Linked DNA regions of Mus musculus: region 2 is linked to region 1. Evidence: chromatin loops called from intact Hi-C (ENCODE). Cell type or tissue: left cerebral cortex. All regions are shown on one strand. Links, peaks and the distances in the headings refer to the core of each region. The heading gives the core; the rest is flanking DNA.

Region 1 (2,901 bases), core at 252-2,751:
ACCTGCGAACCTTTCGTTGACCAAGGGCTACAAATACACACCACAGAGTACGTGTTGCTTCAAGACCATTTTGTAACTAAAATGCCTTTTAATAATGTGTGCAATATGAAAATTACAAAATTGTTCCCTTGTCCTTAGGTCGCAGAGTAGCTGGCTTTACTGTCTGCGGACAGGTGAACATCCGTCTCAGAGGTTGTGAGTATAGAAGGAGAAGTGAGGCAGTGAACAGGGGTGGGTGTCAGGCAGAATAACATACTTATATGGGCTGCGGTGCTCACATCCGTGTGTAATGCCCACCCCACAGTCTAGAGACACATCCACTCAGGAGGGAGACTGGGAATGGGGCTACCTCGGCACTGTATCCCGGCTGGATCATCTCCGGAAAGGTCCAGGGCCACCTGTAGTCCCAGGGGAAGGGGCCAAGCCTGTGTGACACGGAAGAAAACACTTCCAGGATGGACGCGGGGGGTCGGGGGGAGCGATCACAAGTGCCTGCAGAAGCAGGAGCCGTCAGAGGATCAGATCGGAGGCCCGGGGCACCAAGAGGGGCTGTGTCCCCGGTGCCCAGCCCGAGCCCTCCCGGCCCCCGGCCGGCGAGTTACATAACCGGGCGGGCGAGGAGGACGGCGCCCGCAACTGGGGGGCCGCTCTTCGCCCACCCCGGCCGGCGACAGCAGTCGCTCCGGGAGAGCAGCCGCCGACTCCGTCAGGACAGGCTGGACTCCCGGGCTTTCGGTTTCCGGCGCTGGCGCTCGCACAACCCCAGAAACAGACACACAAGACACCATAACAAAGGCGGCGACGCGGCGGCAGCGCCTGAGGAGGAAGGCCGGGGACTGCGGTGGGCTGGCGGCCATCCCACCTGCCCGGCAACCGGACTCGGCCGGTGCGACCCCGGGACGGGCAACCGGCGGGAAGGAGGGCTGCTCTGAGACGCTACTTACTCTCGTCAGGCAACTGGTCGAGCTCCGCCATCTTGAACGAGCCGCGCCGCTTTTTCAAAGGCTGCCCGCCCCGGTGCATTGTGGGGCGGAGACTGTCTGCGAGGGAGGTTCGAATGAGGAGCTCGCGGCCCGCGGCGCCTGCTCCCGCCAGGCCGTCCGGCTCCGCCCGAGCCCGGCGGGAGGGGGCCTCGGGGCCTCGCCCGCACCCCGGGCCGGGCCCGGAGGAGGACAGGGGACGCCTCGCCGAGAGGCCCGGTAGGGCCGAGCGCGGGGGGCGCGGCGCCAGCACCGATGCGCCCGCCCGCGCCGCCCCCCTCGCCTGCGCTCGCTCCCGGCGCGCGGCCCGCGCTGCGGCTGCGGGAACTGCAGGCCGGTTCCCGAGGGGAGCGGGACGCAGGCCCGGGCCGGTGGCGCGGCGGACGAGACCTGGGTTCCTGGTCGCTTGGCACGGAGGGGGCTCTGCCCAAAGTAACGTGGACTCGGCTCCCCAGATCGCGTTTCTCCGGCGCCCCGGCCCCTGCCCTTCCCCCCCACCGAGTGCCCGGGCCGCGGCGTCCGCTTCGCCTGCAGGTCACGGACGCGGGGTCCGGGCGGCCCGGGCCGGAACCTGAGCTGCGAGCGGCCGGGACGAGACCTTGAGAGGTCACCAAGTTGGTGTAGGCCGAGGGCTAGTGAACTGTCCTGCTTTCTTTCTCTAATGCGCTCCACCCGAGACCGGTAGTGAGCTGGGAGCCTCACAGTGACTAAGGATGCTTGGGGAAGACACAAGTGACACTAGCCAAGTGTAATGAAACTGGATGGGGATTCCTCCCTTGCTGAAAGAAGCCGGGAAAGATTTCACGGTTCCCATCTGTAACACTTTCTAGTATTTAAACCACGGTGGCTTTTCAACTACTATTTTTACAAGCGTGGTTGATCTCCGGGGTGGGTCTATTCTCCAGGGATTTATGAGGAGGGGGTAGTCGGCGAATGGAGAATTTAAAACAAAACAAAAACGAGTGGATGAGTGACTTCCACAAACTAAAAAGTTTAAAGATGGTTCAGTGAGGTGAGAGCAGATCTAGACAGGCCAGCCCAGGCTAAGTTGGGCTTGGTAAAAAGAATAAAGCGAGGTCTTAAGTAGTACGAAGGGCAGGCTTTCATTTCTTTTCTAGAACACATTCAAGAATGTGAGGCACAGGTTGGAGAAAGACAAGATGAGACTCTTGGGCGAGCAATAGAGTGGAAGACTTCAGGCTCAGGAAAAGGGCAGCAGGCTGTGAAAGTTAAGGGTGCAACTTGGGCTGCTACTTGTATCAGTCCCAGGCAAGCTTAATACTTGTGCTTCAACTTCTCCTCAGTAAAATGCAGGCAAAAATTCCACTCTTGCTTAATGAGTGGAAAGAACTTATAATGGCTCCTTGCAGCCAGCTGTTTGCTGCTACAGCCTCCAGTTTATAGACAGTAGGGAGTACCGCTGAATCTGGGGTGGAGGGAGGGGCAGGATGGAAAATCCACCTTTCGAGAGGTGAGGGGAAAGACTAGTGCGAGCAAGAGAAGCACATGGGTGCTGGCCCTTCTGGGCCCAGGGTAAGTGGGGGAGGAGGTGGGCGGGAAGTAAAACGTTGTAACAAAGTAACCTAGCCTTCTGAGAGAATCTAACCCCCCCTGAGCCTTCTGAACACATTCAGACCAGCCTGCCTCGTAACAGGAAACTGGTCCTGCTTGGGACTTGGGTGTCTTCATCAATTTGAAAATGAGATCGGGCATAATTTAACTCTCTGAGAATAAAAGAGCAGCAATCAACATGGAGGAAGCTGAGAGAGAAGAGAGAGGCAAGAATGGTGAAACCTAGTAGACAGGTGTTGTCAGATCAGAGCAAGTCAGATTTTACTCAGAGGCAGTTTTCATACATTTTTCACTACCTTGGTTTCTCTCTAATGTAACAGCATGTGTTAATCCATTTATGCTTCTGAGA
Region 2 (2,901 bases), core at 175-2,674, 85 kb before region 1:
TTGGTTTGTCCCTGTTTCTTGCAGCTTATGTTATTAAAATGCAAGTTCCAAAAATTAACTTTTAAGGGCAAGCACTGCTATGTGAACTGTACAGAAACCAGTGGATTCGCATTTATTTACGACAAACTCTAAAATCAAATCGGCGACTCAAGAGTTAAAGTGATCCTAAACTCATTACCACACAGGAAAGGCTGAACTCCTCCAGCCATGGCAAAGAACAGCTCAAGGGTAAACTTTAAAATACTATGAATTTAGAGTAACCATTTATTGTTCTGGAAAGTTTCATAGAATCTCACCTAGTTTGCACAATGAAAGTTGATTTAAAAATAAAACTACCTTCACACGGGTCACTACAGTGAACAACTCAACTTTAGCTGGTGAACTAGGCAATCCGAAAGCCCTAACTCTGGGAAGCTTGTCATAAATATGGGGTTCTAGAATGCAGGTGGAACCTAGCAACCCCTTTAAAGTTTCATTTGCCCTTATCTTGCTTTGTTTTCCCACGCAAGAACCTAAATAGCCTTTAAGAATCAGACTATGAGTCAAGCTCTTTCCCACTGACCAAATCTTGTGACTGTTACCTCCAGTATTAACTAGAGAAGAAAAAAGGCAGGAAATCACCGCACATCACAATTTTGTTTTAAGAAACAGTAGAGAGAGAGAGAGAGAGAGAGAGAGAGAGAGAGAGAACGAGAACTTCGCGCTTTAGTCTTCATCATTCACTTCCATGGTAGAATTTCCTAGCCACTTAGAAGTTACTAGAACACAGTGGCCATCACTTACTCACTCAGGCAAAAGGGAATAAATGAACTTAGTATTTTACTTCATCCTTCGCCACATCCCTATCGCCTAATGATCATGTCCCACACACGCTCACGGTTTACAAGGCTAGAAAAGGGATGTGTGGGACCCAATACAATTTTCTTCCACTAAGATAGTTTTTTTTTCTCTCTTTAAAAATCGCTTCGATGTTGTCGTGAGCCGTGAAAAACCGATACATAACAAAAAGGCGAAATCCATCCCAGAATAGGAGCCCCGGGGAGCGCGCGCTCCTGTCCACTCTAGCTCGTGGAAACCAGAAAACTTAAACCAGGTGGAACGCCCCAGCAACTAGGCGACACGGGCTGCTAAACCAGGGTTCTAGGTCTCTCAGGGGTGTGACCAGGGGCCGGACCGGCAGTGACAAACTCTCGGTGCCACCAAGGACGGACCGGCGCTCCGGTCACCCCGGCCTAGCTCGGGTGGGTGGGGCAGGCATGGCCGGCCCGCAGTCCCGCAGGGGCGAGTGACCCGCTCACTTTTGTAGAAGCGCAGCGCCAGGCCGTAAAGCTCCTCCAGGCCAAAGCCCCAGTGCTGCTCCATCCGCCGCGCCTCCTCGGCCGCGCCCTCAGCCGCCGCCTCCCCGGGCTCCCGCTGCTGCCCCGAGGCGCCGGAGCCCAGTCCATTCCCCGGGGCCGAGGACGGCGGCGTCTGCGGCGGGGCCCCCTCCGCGCCGGGCCTCTCCTCCGAGTCCGGGCTCAGCGTGAGACCGTCGAGCGACACCTCGAGCTGCTCTACGTTCAGCTGCGCCGCCATCTCCGCTCGCAGCGCCTCCTCGGCGGGGACAGGCGGCGGCCACGTATCGACTTCCTGCTGACCTCTCACCTCCGCTCGCCGACACCGGAACTTCCGCCGCCAAGGCGGCTGGGGTTTGAAAGCGCCGGGTGCCCCGCCCCCGAGCGTGTGGGCCACGCCCTCCCGTGCCCTCGGCTTGCTGGGGACCTCACGCCCCTCTCGGAGAGAGGCTCACCCCACCGCCGTGGCCGTCCCAGGGAGCCGGGACGTCCCGTGGGGTTCGTGGCGGTCCGCGTTGGTCGGGGGTGTGTGAGGTGAACCCCAAGCAGCGGTGTTGGGGGTGGCTGCTGGTCGCGTCCGACCCTGCAGGGGACAACTGCAGAGACATCTGTGCAGAGTCGCTGTTGGGAAGTTGCAGGCCAGTTACGGAGTCTCTTGCAACTGCCAGACGGTCAGAGCAACTGCCGTCTTCATTTTAAAGTAGAAATCAGGCTTTCGTCCCCTGCAGTGTTTGTCCTCTCCCTTAATTTATGTTCGTTCTCCTAAGGGAGGGAACGGTTGACTATTTTATTTTTTGCTATGTAGCTCAGGCTGACTTTGAACTCACTCGTTAGCTCAGGTTGCCCTTGGTCCTCCTGCCTTAATCTCCCGAGGGCTTTGACTACATGTGCAAGCCATCAGGACTAGCAATAAGGACAGCATGAGGCCAATTCAGCTATCCATGCCACGAAAGTGTAGGACCAGAAGACAGAATCTCTGCAGTGTCGGGTATAAGAAAGTAGGAGGTAGTTAAGGAGAAACAGCCAGAGTACATAGCACTCTCCTTTCTGTTTGCTTTTGTTTTTTTTGAGACATGGTTGTAAGCTACATAGCCCTGGCTGTCCTGTCACTATGAAGGTCAGACCAGACTAGCCTCAAACTCATAGAAACCCACCTCCCTCTGTTCTCGAGTGCTGTATTCTGGGATTTTTGGTTCCGTAGCAGAGTCTTCCAATTCATTAAAAGTGAAAAATTGTAAGATTTTCATGCATACACTGGGCAAGCACTCCAGCTTAGGGCTCTTTCATTGAGCTGAATGAATGGATGAAAGCACACTTCAATTACATACAGTATCAGTTCAGCTCAACATGATTTAAGGACTACCTTGTATATCATATACTATGGAAAATACAAAGGACAGTAGTCGTGTCCTACCCCTCGGCATCATGGTCCAGGAGGTGAGTCCGTGCCAGAGCACAATAGTATGGCCAGGCTGCTGGAAGGTACCTTCTGCCTCAGCACCTGTGAGCGGGTTCCCTAGCTTCTGTTTCCTCTTGGTTTGTTGAAAACACTGGAGTCATGAAACTA

Evidence for each region. Peaks named below come from ENCODE experiments on the same cell type or tissue, not always from the same donor. Only the 100,000 strongest peaks of a DNase experiment are listed, where the experiment ranks them.
Region 2: a loop joins it to region 1, with 2.3 times the contacts of the local background. A loop is called at or near these places in 2 of 42 quality-filtered maps.

The regions. Positions count from the first base shown.
Region 1 is chr1:180,639,441-180,642,341 of GRCm38, reverse strand. Lin9 (lin-9 homolog (C. elegans)) reads right to left here and starts at 1,192. Exons shown (of 15, transcript NM_001103182.2): 1 at 945-1,192. The coding sequence starts at 1,023. In left cerebral cortex, for the core only: a CTCF peak has its summit at 1,303; DNase peaks (open chromatin) are centred at 1,007 and 1,609; H3K4me3 peaks cover 1,762 bases; H3K27ac peaks cover 644 bases.
Region 2 is chr1:180,724,776-180,727,676 of GRCm38, reverse strand. It overlaps Acbd3 (acyl-Coenzyme A binding domain containing 3), which reads right to left and starts at 1,634. Exons shown (of 8, transcript NM_133225.3): 1 at 1,299-1,634. The coding sequence starts at 1,575. In left cerebral cortex, for the core only: a CTCF peak has its summit at 1,656; DNase peaks (open chromatin) are centred at 1,208 and 1,654; H3K4me3 peaks cover 2,156 bases; H3K27ac peaks cover 1,388 bases.